Linked DNA regions of Homo sapiens: regions 1 and 3 are each linked to region 2. A link is a contact called in ENCODE Hi-C or POLR2A ChIA-PET data. All regions are on one chromosome and are shown on one strand. The core of a region is the stretch at or near the end of the contact, and the rest is flanking DNA. Distances in the headings are between cores, read along the strand shown.

What was found. Hi-C counts contacts between places; a loop is a spot of excess contacts on that map. ChIA-PET counts read pairs that join two places held with the same protein, here RNA polymerase II (POLR2A). Pooled maps may share reads with other maps.
Region 1: a loop to region 2 is called in a map of naive thymus-derived CD4-positive, alpha-beta T cell, with 12 times the contacts of the local background. The contact joins the promoter of TEC here to the promoter of CORIN in region 2. A Hi-C loop is called at or near these places in 2 of 168 maps with a recorded cell type or tissue (both naive thymus-derived CD4-positive, alpha-beta T cell) and 8 of 50 pooled maps. POLR2A ChIA-PET finds 5 or more read pairs at or near these places in 2 of 52 experiments (OCI-LY7 and PC-9).
Region 3: a pooled map shows a loop between it and region 2 (2.6-fold over the local background). The contact joins the promoter of TXK here to the promoter of CORIN in region 2. A Hi-C loop is called at or near these places in 8 of 50 pooled maps. POLR2A ChIA-PET finds 5 or more read pairs at or near these places in 3 of 52 experiments (activated CD4-positive, alpha-beta T cell, activated T-cell and activated naive CD8-positive, alpha-beta T cell).

Annotation. Positions count from the first base shown.
Region 1 is chr4:48,267,389-48,271,148 of GRCh38, forward strand. It overlaps TEC (tec protein tyrosine kinase), which reads right to left and starts at 2,450. Exons shown (of 18, transcript NM_003215.3): 1 at 2,364-2,450. It overlaps LOC105374445 (a long non-coding RNA gene), which reads left to right and starts at 2,584. Exons shown (of 2, transcript XR_007058111.1): 1 at 2,584-2,678. RefSeq lists silencers at 2,260-2,389, 2,450-2,519.
Region 2 is chr4:47,835,369-47,839,433 of GRCh38, forward strand. CORIN (corin, serine peptidase) reads right to left here and starts at 2,699. Exons shown (of 22, transcript NM_006587.4): 1 at 2,519-2,699. The coding sequence starts at 2,581. All of the region lies in intron 1 of LOC101927179 (a long non-coding RNA gene), which reads left to right.
Region 3 is chr4:48,132,489-48,136,244 of GRCh38, forward strand. TXK (TXK tyrosine kinase) reads right to left here and starts at 1,762. Exons shown (of 15, transcript NM_003328.3): 1 at 1,667-1,762. The coding sequence starts at 1,682. TEC (tec protein tyrosine kinase) reads right to left here. Exons shown (of 18, transcript NM_003215.3): 18 at 3,295-3,756. RefSeq lists a silencer at 1,204-1,498.

The sequences.
Region 1 (3,760 bases), core at 1,200-3,699, 430 kb after region 2:
ATAAGGCAAGCCCAAGCACAGGCGTGTTTGGAGGTGGAGGCAACTACTAGGCCCCTTCCTTCTGGGTTGTTTCTTATTTTTCCACAAACCTTTTATAATAGCATAACCACATCGTACAGGATAATTTTACAATTGCCAGTGACCATGAGCCAATTTCACTTTTTTCCAACAGACTTGAATGCCCAATTTATGATCGTAATTAGTCCAACCAAGGCAGCTGGCCCCCAAGACTGTTGATCTGGGTTTGACTTCAGTAACTCCACTTTGCCTGCTGTAGACTGGACAAGAAGGGAGCATAATAAAGGCTCTGAAGCAGCAGACATCCAAGGAGCATCCACGGGGAACCAGCACCATGCTGAAGATCAACACTCATGCTGACTCTGCAGACCAAGTACCCCTGCCCTGAACAACATGGTGATTTGTCTAGGGGTAAGAATCTGGGAGGGGTGGGGTGGAAGCTAAGGAGCTGGAACAGCTGGGGCAGGGAGGAGAGGCACCAACCTGGTCAACCTGGAGGAACCTGTAGGCAGAGGTGTGGCTGGAGGCCCAAGGCCCTGTCTCCCAGCACTCTGGATACCCGGAGAAAGGCAGAGAGGCCAGTAATTCTTCCCCAAGCGTAAAAGTAGGCCAGACACTGCTCACAACCCTTCCAACCTCCCTATCAAGGGTCAACTTAAGGAAGCAAAGGTTACCATTATCTCAGCTTTATTTTCCACGGTTTGGTAAAACATAGCTGCTGCCCTTGAGTAACTAGCTGCTGAGAAAACATGATTATCTTGATAAAGAATAAAGTAGGTTGAAAATGCTAGAGCATACATTAATATTCTATATCCTTTCCTAGTTGGGAAGATGTGAAAATTCTAGTTGGACCTATGTGGGGCAAAGGTATTGCCAACTAGAGTAAAGCACTGACTGCATGAGTTTACACTTGGCCTATACAGTTCCACAGACCAGAATGTACACACCCTTGTGAGAAGAGTCAAGATCATTAACATAAACACACCACAGTAAGCATCTGCGTTGGCAAGAGTGTAATATATGGATCAGATTAACTGGAGTATGGGGAAAGTGTAAGTCTTCCGTAAACATTGAAAATGTAACTAAACTAAAAAATACTTTCAAATACATAATGTGAAAGTTACCCATACTTCTATTTTCCCCTTAGAAATAAATCTTAATATCCCTTACTCCAGGTGATTATTGCAGAGTAAGCAGCTACCAGTGTCACGACCTAAACTGTTAAATCCCAAACTTTATTTGGGAGATCCGCTGGTTTGTTTCTTCCCAGCTCTTTAGCAGAGAATAATCTAGAAGTGAGTAAATTCTCAGAATTTCCCAAGAGGAAAATGAGCATTCACTGGAAAAATACAAGGAATACGCGCAAAACTTATAACTATTTTGGATAATCTTCAAACCCACTTAGCCACCAGCCATCCTGTTGTTCCAAGTTAACATTAAGATCAATCTTTCGAATCAAATATTCCAGTTTCCAAAGAATAGCAATGGATGAGATTGTTTCCAAACCTGGTACACACCACCATGTTACACGTCCACGGGAAAAATAAAATAAAATAAAATCCACAAGAAATTTAGGATTAAAGAAAATTAGGAAAGTGTACACTCCCAGGTCAAGGCCCTAGTTTTTCCAAGAAGTACATACATTGGCCGGGCACCTGTTTTCAATATTCAAACACAACTTCCCGGGGCGAGGTGGGCGGGGTATTGGGGGGGTGGGGAAGAGAACGTGAACTTCACTGGGTGAGTCACGTGCAACTGCGGAACATCTTGGCCGATACTGCCAAATTTTTTTTTTAATACTTTAAGTTCTAGGATACATGTGCACAACGTGCAGGTTTGTTACATATGTATACATGTGCCATGTTGGTGTGCTGCACCCATTAACTTGTCATTTACATTAGGTATATCTATCTCGACACTGCCAAATTTCAATCAAGATCGCGCCGCCGCCCAACCCGAAAGGAGGCATCAGCCCTGCTCGCCGCTGGGACGTGACCCCAACGCTGAACTTGCCGCAGGGCGGCCTCAGGCCTGGAACTTCAAGAAAAAGGGGCGGGTGTTCCTTAGGAGAGGTCAGTGCGGGAGTTGGAGAAGTGGAGAATCTACTGCCGGCAGGAAGGCGAGGCTGCGCCACTGCGCGCACCTGTCCCTCCTTCCCGGACCGAAGAGGGGACCCAGAGACGGCGCACCCGCGCTCACTGCGGCACGGAGGGGAGAAAATCCTTCCCCGTTCCTCGAGGGGCGTGTGGAAGCCGCCTCTTGCCGCGCTCATCCCCCTCCCCACCCGTCCTCGCCCGGAGTATCGCACTCCCGGGGCCGCCCCAGCCCGCCCGCGGCGCCCTTACCTGGCTGAAGCGCGGCTGCTGGGCGGACCTGGGGAGACTGCGAGGTGCAGTCTGCGCCGCGGAGTCCGGAGCCTAGCGCCCCAGAGTCCAGAGCAAAGCGCCCCGCCCCGCCCTCTGATCTCCCCGTCCCGCCCCCAATCACCCCGCCCCGCCCCGATTGCTGGCCCCGTGGACGCCCTACCCCGCCTCTGATCCTGCAGGCCCGCCCAGTCCTCGATCGCCCCGCCCCGGTCGCTTGGGCCCTGGGTGGCAGGTTTGCGCAGCCCTGCGGCGATTTCAAGGCAAGTGACCGGAATGGGTCGGAAGCGCGTCCCGGTGAGTTTCAGGGAGCGTCCCTTAGGTTTCCGGGGGCGGCGTTGAACCTCCCTAGCCCCAGTCTTCCCATCCCAGGAGACCCGCCCCTAGTGGCTCGAACGCCCCTAGCCAGGAGAGCCCCGAGTAGTGCCACTTGTGGAAGACTACGTGCCTGTCGGAATTAGGAACCGCACCTCCCCTTCCGCTAAGCGGTGGGAGGCCAGGCGGGTGACGCGGAGCAGTGGAGCCATGCAGCCTGTTTTACCAAAAGAGTAAGTGGTTTTCCTGTGAAACCCGAGGGAGCAGTGCATATCTGATACACTTAGAGGGTCACGTGCACTATTAATGTGTTAACATTAAACTCACTGAAGAGTAGAAAACACATGTAAGACTTAACTGTGTGCCAGGCACTGTTCTAGGTACTTCACATGTACTAAAAGTTCTCTGAAGCGTATATTATCAGAATCCCCCTTTTCACATACGGTGCAAGTGAGGCAGAGAGAAGCTAAATAACTTGCCTAATGTCACCCAACTAGTAAATTGAGAAGCTGGGTTGAGAAGCTGGGCTTCAAATCCAGGTCTTCCTCCTCTGGAGTCTCCACTGTTATTCACGGCTATCCTGAATCAGCAAAATCTGTGTGCATCCTATACCAGGAACTGTTCCCATGCCTGGGGAAGATGAGGCAAGGACTCTGCCATTAGGAAACTTTTATTCTACTGTAGGAGAAAGACAATAAGTGATTGTCGACTAAAATTTAAAAATCAAGCTGTTAAAGAATGAAAGTTAGTTTTATTCAGAAGTCTTACTGAGGACTAGAGATGGAGGCCTACAGCCCTGGAGGAGTCTTTTAGAGAGATTCAAGCAGATCCCTCCAACACAGAACTTCCCTTCTCAATTTAGAAACAGTTGGTGAAGATTCAGTATGTGTAAAAGCACATCACAGTTTGGGCTTAAGAGTACATCTGTTTATAGATTACAGAAGCATAATCACTAACCTCATCAGACTTTATCTTAGGTGCAGTAAAAGGCAAGGGCTCAGGCAAGAGACGTGGGGGATCCTGTGTTCTATCTCGTTTTGTCTTCAAAGCATCTTTCCGCCAGC
Region 2 (4,065 bases), core at 1,449-3,948:
AGATACGCTCAGCAACAATTCAGTGTTGCGGCTCTCCTGCTCCTCAGAGAGCTCTTATTACCCCAGCAGTGGGGACACTCAGAAACCCTAAGACCACAAGTCTTTGTGTTGAAAGAGGCTACAAGTGCGGAAAAGAGGAAAAATAAGGAAAGGAGTACCTCATTAACAGTATGGAGATTTGAAAGTACAGGCTTTTGAAAGTGACTCTCTGAAGCTCCTGGGCCACTCAGCTTCTCCTCTAACTTCCTGTCTGCCCCCAACAGTGGGGGAGGTCAACAGAGGGGCTGGCCAGTCAATAGAACTAGCAACTGCTGAAATCCACATGAAGCTATGGTGGAGAATGTGACCCTTCCAAAAGGAAACCACAGCTGGTTGTGGAATGCAAGATGCGGAAGCACTGATGCCTGCCTTCTATGCTGTTGCTATTGTGATTTCTGCAGCATTATGAGGAAGGTTTCTGATGGAATGAATTTTGCATCTTTTAAGAAAGTGTCTCTGTACCTGGATATGTGCTTGATAAGGTTAATAGAGCAATTCTTGGTGTGTCTTTTTAACCCACAGGAAGGTTAACAGAGGCTTTCATCGTTGGTCCTGTAAGCCTACCCTGAAAGGAACTTTCTGGAAAGAGTCCCCTCCCCCTTAAAAAATGCCTTATAGAATCTTGGGGTTTTGAGGTTGATGTGTTTCCACACCCAAATAACCCCAAAATAGTTCATCCTATTGAAATTCTTGGTGTCCTGGAAAGCATTCTATGGAAAACCTGCCTGGTCAGCCAAGCCCACACGTGAGTCTATGCAGACATCTCCTCTAACCTCGCAAGCCCCAGGAACCTCCTCTAACCTCTCAAGTCCCAGGATCTGAGGACCAATTTTTAGCACAATCTCACACAACAAACCTATTGGGCACCTAATAATAGAAACAAGCTAATGAATGTTTTGACTGTGACAAAAAAAAATGGTTTAATAACTTTTTATAAATGCATTGTTTCTTCTCATTGTCTCAGGGTTATGCCAAAATTAATTTCAAAACTATCTGCTTAAATGTGTCCTTGGACAATAATCACCAGTAAGTCCTGACTTCACCCCCTTTCTGGTAGCGGTCTGACGTTCCTTTGCAGAGTTTCGCTTCCATCGATAAGTTACTTTAAATAAAAAGTTAAAATAAAAACTAGAAGCCACAATTGTGCCTATGTCAGTCATCGAAGTCTTGTACAGGAGTCCGTCTTCGCAGCGCATCGTTCTCAGAAGTTTCCCGCGGGAGGAAAGCTCCACTTTATGAATTACTCGAACAGCTTCCCTGGGAATGCCCAGCCCCGAAGCTTCCCTGCTGAATTCAAAGTCAGAGCTCCCAGGGCTCGGTCCCAGGAACCGGGAGCCGTGCAAAAAGCGCGTACACTGCCATCCACTGGCCCCGAGCAGGTAGTAGCAGGAGTGAGGCGCCTGCCACGGGAGCTCAGGAACTGGGTCCCAGTAAGATCCGACAAGACACCACCTCCCTTCCGCCCGCACAGCCTGCCCTCTCTGCCTGCAGCTAGCGTCACCGGTCGGTCCCCGATTCGGAGCAGCTGGGACCCTCGCGGTAGCAAGCGGATTCCGGGGCCCTAATGACACCGAAGGAGAGGGGCAGCCGCAAATTAGACCTTCTTCCTGGGGGCTCAGGCCAGTAGGGACTGTCCGTGGTGCCCTTCCCTTTCTTTCTCCTCCTGAACGAGAGCCAACGCTGCCCCTTCCCAGGACTGGATCTGAGCCAACCAAATCCTACAGCGCAGAGCCTGCGCCCCCGGCGGCCAGCCCTCCTGTGCCTAGGCAGGTTCACGCCGGAGAAAGTTTGCACGCAGGGACCTACAAGTTCCCAGCACTCTGCAAGAGGGCCAGTTCTGGGATGCCAGCACTTAGGACGGGCGAGTGATCCCCAGGCACCAACTGGGGGCCGGGGAACCAAGCGCGAGCCCGGGCTGTGGAGGGACCGACACCCAGGCGCTCGCAGCTGGGGAAGGGGGCTTACGTCTGGGGCAGGCAAGACTGCTGCACAGTCCCTCCAGCCACCCGGCGCCCGAGACGCCGGCGCAGACAGGAAGCTGTAGATCCCCGAGGGGCTGGCTCCGACAGCTCCACCTGCAGCCTCCCCTGCCGCCAGTGTGCAGCCAAGTCCACTAGATGCTTGGAGGGCACCGTGCGGAGGAGGGACTCTGCAGGAAAGGTGGCATCACCCCCGGCATGGAGACCGGGGTCTCCGGATCGAGCCGACTCGAACACTGAAGGAAACCCTGCCCATGACCCTGGGAGGGTCTCGGACGCCGGGCGACCGGGGTGGTGGTCGGGACCAGGGCCGTGCGCCTGGGAACTGGGTGCAGGGCGCTGAGCGCGGAACTGTCAGAGCGGGAGCTCACCGGCGGCTGGGGAAGGAGGTGGCATCGGGCGGAGGAGAGGACGGGGGCGGGAGGGGCTGACCCTGAATTCACCGGGACTAAGAGGCCATCACACCTGGCTGCGGTAGGACAGCGAATCATCGATCTTACCGGCTTTGGGGACCCGGCTCTGCGGCAGCGCTCTTCCGGAGCGAGGGCAGGAGACTGTTTCATGGATAAAAAGTCTCGCTTATTCTTCTGTCCACTTTTATCTTGGTCGCTTTTCTCTCCTCTACGTGTCCCCCGGGGAGGCACTACGGATGATTTTCTCCAAGCTCAAGAGAGACAAACTGAACTTTAAGCGCCAGGGGCCCCATATTTTGTCTGCTCTACAGATCCCACCCGCGGGCCACACCCTCCCTTCACTCCCGTCTCTGGGTCCCACCCATAATAACCCGTAATGACAGATCCTCCGTGTCCCCACCTCTTTGCATTCAAAGAAGTTATTCTTCAGGGGCATATGGAAAGTCAGTTTCTGCTGGTCTCCCTCAAAAACTTACACTCCACGAGGGCAGCAGAAAAGGACAGGACGATTAAGTTTAAGTTGTGGAAGACTGGTTGGGAGCAAAAGAGTTACTTTTCTCCAAATTTGCCATATCACATCGAAAGCATTTTCTTTTAACCAGAGTGTAGCCAATCAAAATTAACTGCAGGCGCTGGCAATTAAAGAACAAGTTTATCTCAAAAAAGGTTTAACGTTTGGAGGCCATTATTTGCATCAGGCATATGGAAACTTGCGTTCTGTTAGGTATGCTGAAGAAACTGCTTTTGCCAGACTGCCTGAGTCTTTGCTGAGGCTGCAGGGACAAGGGAGAACCCCACCCTGACTGCTTCCAAAACCCTAGTTCCTGATTTCCTGCAGAGGGCACCTACAGGCTGAACCTAAAAGGCGAACAAATTCCTGCCTGTCATTCAAAAGCAGCTACCTTTTCTAAGGCAGCGTCAAGGAGGGCACTGGAGGTACTCAACACAGTAATGATTACTTTACCAAGTCCAAGGCAATTGTCAAATGTGGCAAAGAAAAACACTTCATTGGGTTTTTCTTAGAAATGATTTTTCATCCAATTTCAATCAAGATCTTAATGGAAATTTTGAAAATTACTCATGAGGTTATTTAATAAATCCATCCCCATTATTTAAAGAAAGCCATGTAAAGACAACAAAATATGGGCCAAGCACTTGTTCTTGAACATTATTGCTGAGAAAAAAATATGCATTTGTAAAATGGGGGGGGCAGTATTTTGTTTCTGAAGTGAGATCAAATGTAGAAAATATTGCATATGTATAGTAAAATGACTGAAACACTGATTCCATGTTATTCTAACATCCGATTTGTAAACCAGTATCTGACAAATTTATCATAATTCACAATAATTCAGTTCATATTATGTGGCAGGTGTCATACTAAGCACTTTACATGTATTCTTTCAGTTCCACCAACTACTCTGAGGAAGAAGCTATTATTTTTATTTTAGAGATAAGAAAGCAGATTCAGGGAGCTGAAGTGAAGTAACCAGCCTACGCAAGCTAGCAAGAAGCTGAGCTGGGATTCCCCCGAGGCAGTGACTTCTGGATTGTGTTCTTACTAAGATACTACCTCATCACACACCATCACCGCAGTGCCAGTCTGGGAATCAAGAACTGTGAGCAAATCACAT
Region 3 (3,756 bases), core at 512-3,011, 300 kb after region 2:
GCATTTGTGGATCACAGTTGGCAGCTTTATATGTATACAAATATACACATACACACACTCCCTTTGAGAGCTTATTTATACATATAAACTCATTTATATATGTGTGTATGTGTGTGTGTATATATATTTAAGGCAAAAGGAAGAGCACTTAAATCCCGAGTCTGGCAAGTCTCATGCTTGGCCGCGTGTGGTGGCTCATGCCTGTAATCCCAGCACTTTGGGAGGCTGAGGCAAATCACTTGAGGTCAGGAGTTTGAGACCAACCTGGCCAACATGGTGAAACCCTGTCTCTACTACAAATAGAAAAACTAGCCAGGCATGGTGGCATGCGCCTGTAGTCCCAGCTACTCGGGAGGCTGAGGCAGGAGAACCACTTGAACCCAGGAGGTGGAGGTTGCAGTGAGCTGAGATCGTGCCACTGCACTCCAGCCTGGGTGACAGAGCAAGACTCTGTCTAAAAAAAAAAAAAAAGTCTCATACTTAAATCCTGCGTCTGACAACCATATGAGTTTCTGGCAAGATTTAAACTTTCAAAGGCACAATTTTCTTATTGGCTAGATAAGAATAACAATTTTCACCTTGCCAGTTTGTAGTGAAGATTTCAGATAATGAATATAAAGGAACTGGTATAGACCATGGCCCATAGTAGGTGCTCAATAAATACCTTTATAAAGAAACAAACACATTGCAATTCTGATATGACGGCTGCCTTCTTATTTAGAAGACTATTCTGCTTGGTTTTTTTTTTTATTCTAATTTCTTTGGATTTATAAGCATCCCCCACAGCTCTTTCAAACCAAGGATCTTCACAGATAACAGTGTCTAGGGAATCTTTCTCTGTTCTCCTAAAACAAGCACTTATTTTTAATGATGGTCTTATATTCTATAAAAATATTAAAATAACATCTTCATATGTAGTATTATATATGAGGGAAAGAGACATTTGAGCCAGTGTTCACACTTGACCATGTTCACACTTTTAACCAGGTAGAGACTCGTGACTTTGACTCTTATTTTGGCCTTTACTCAGGCTCTGACTGCAGATAAGAATCAGTTTTGCCTAAATTTCAATTGCTTGGGAAAGGTCCTCGATAACGGAAGTCTACATAGAATTGTGAATAAATACCCCTGTGAAAATAAAGGTTAAGTCTATATGTTTACTTGATAAAGCAGATAATTTCAGAGTATAAACACAGTTGTGTTTTGACTTCTCTTCCTTTTGCCTTAAATATAGATATTTATTTGTGTGTGTGTGTATGTGTGTGTATTTATATATATATAAAGTTGCCCACTGTGATCCACCACTGCTGGAGCAAATCCAGAACTAGAACTTGGTCTCCTGGCCTTCAGCCCAGAGCTCATTACAGTCTCATTCTAAAAACAAGTACTTCATACTGATTGCATTTCTACACACACATATGCAGATTTCTGGACACTCTTTCTGTTTTTCTTTCATTTATGTTCTCAATGCTGAACCTTTATTAGAATTACATCATCACTGTGGTTCTTTAAATAAGAAACAAAACTCTGTCACAACATCTGAGGAAATTATCTTTTAATGTCCCCAAGCTCTATGCCTTGGAAAAAAAAAACTTCCTCTGCTGTTCAAGAATAACAGGCCCCAGAACAAGCCCCAAAAATAAATGACAAAGCCCATCTTACTCACAGGAGGAAAGGATCATGGTAGCCCCTTCTGCGGGGAGCACACAACAGTCTTCAGTTCTTCTGCGGTGCTCTACTCACAAAAACACATCTTTCAACTGAAATCATAGTTCGCTCAAGATGTTTCTCACGGGCAGAGTTAACCCCACCTATTTTCCTGTTCTGAAAACCTCAGAAGAGTATAAATGACAACCAATGGCATATATAAGAAAGCTCAGTAATCTCCATCCCAATCTCTGAGGGTATCTGCTATTAGTCTCTCATCCCCAAAGGTGTGGGTGACTCGCAAACATCATTTTCAAGAAATCACAAAATTTTGGTAAAAGGCACCTTTAAAATTATCAAATCAAACTGCCCTCTCTGGACTGGGAAGGAAATGAAGGCACAGACAGAATAAGGGACTTGCCCAAGGCCACACCGTGAGTGGCAGAAACAATTAGATTCTAGGCTCTGGAATATTGAGTTTAGAATGTTCCATCCTCCCACTCAGCAGACACTTTATTTGGGGGAAGTCAATCTAGTAATAACCCTAAAATGTGATTGGGGGATGGCTGAGAAATATAAAAACACCAACAATACAAAACACACTTGGGAGTTTCACTTCATCCCACTGGAAAGCATAACCATGTGTCAACTAATTAACAGAGCAACTTTAATGAAGACACAGCATATTCTAATCGCCCTTCCAATTTCCTGGTTTAGATTAAGGTCTCCTTAGCATTCTGGGTGATGACTGTTATTTTTACTTCACCTTTTGCCTTTGTTATGCTTTCGTATAAAACTTTTTTTCTAAGTCTTAGTGAAAAATATTTAAAGATTTTTGAAGGAAATGTTGACAAATGTTGCCAGGTGCTATCTATCTTGTTTTCCCATAAAAAGCATACACTGACCATTAGGACAGGGACTCTATCTTCTCCTCACTCTCTTTCATACCACCTAGTACTTCCCGTAGCTCCTCAAGGTGAAAAGGGAAGTATGGGATGGGAGGAGGGAAGGTCAGGAAGGAAGGAGAAAAGGCTGACAGTGATAGTAAGGTAGAGTGTGCCAGGACCGACTCCTTCAATGAGCTACAAGTCAGTTAAAAGTTGTGCATGGTTAGCAACCAAAATGCCCATCAATGATAGGCTGGATAAAGAAAATGTGGTACATATACACCGTGGAATATTATGCAGCTATACAGAATGAAATCATGTCCTTTGCAGGGACATGGATGGAACTGGAAGCCGTTATCCTTAGCAAAGTAATGCAGGAACAGAAAACCAAACACCACATGTTCTCACTTATAAGTGGGAACTGAACCATGAAACACATGGACACAGGGAGGGGAACAACACATACTGGGGCCTGTTGGGGAGGGCAGATGAGGGGAGAGCATCAGGAAAAATAGCTAATGCATGCCAGGCTAATATCAGGAAATATATATATCAGGCTAATATCAGGAAAAATAGCTAATGCATACCTAGGTGATGAGTTTTTGATAGGTGCAGCAAACCACCATGGCACACGTTCACCTATGTAACAAAACTGCACATCCTGCACATGTACCCTGGAATGTAAAAAAAAAGTTGTGCCTGTTTTTGTGATGGGGGTACAGTTAAACAGGTAGACAAGAAGGAATGTGGCAGATTGTGATAAGGCTCGGGATAAGCAGTTTACTTTCTTCCATTATGAGGGGCACAGGAAAAGAATAAACACAGCCTTCAGTGGATGGACTGCCTGGTGCACAGACTCTAGACTGACCAGGATGAAATGAAATGGTTCTCCAGGGTCAGAGTGAAGGCGCTGCCCAGAGCAGCCAGCCTGTGTGTTCACCCAATGCTCCAGAGCAGACCATCGTGGCCTGCAGAGGAGACGCAACTCCTGAAGGGAAGGCGCTGTGTCTTCCTCGGCTAGTTACCCCACCAACAGCAAGAATAACGTGTTGGGCAATAAACGGTCTCTGGATGACTGATACAGTTTCTTTTCGCTGGCGCTCACGTGACCGAGATAGTTTCTTTTCCTTGGCGCTCACAAGGCAAAAAGGAAGGCCCTAATTCCGTTGATGTCTTAGTAGAGCTTCTAAGGGTGAGAAATCCACACACACAGTCTTGACAG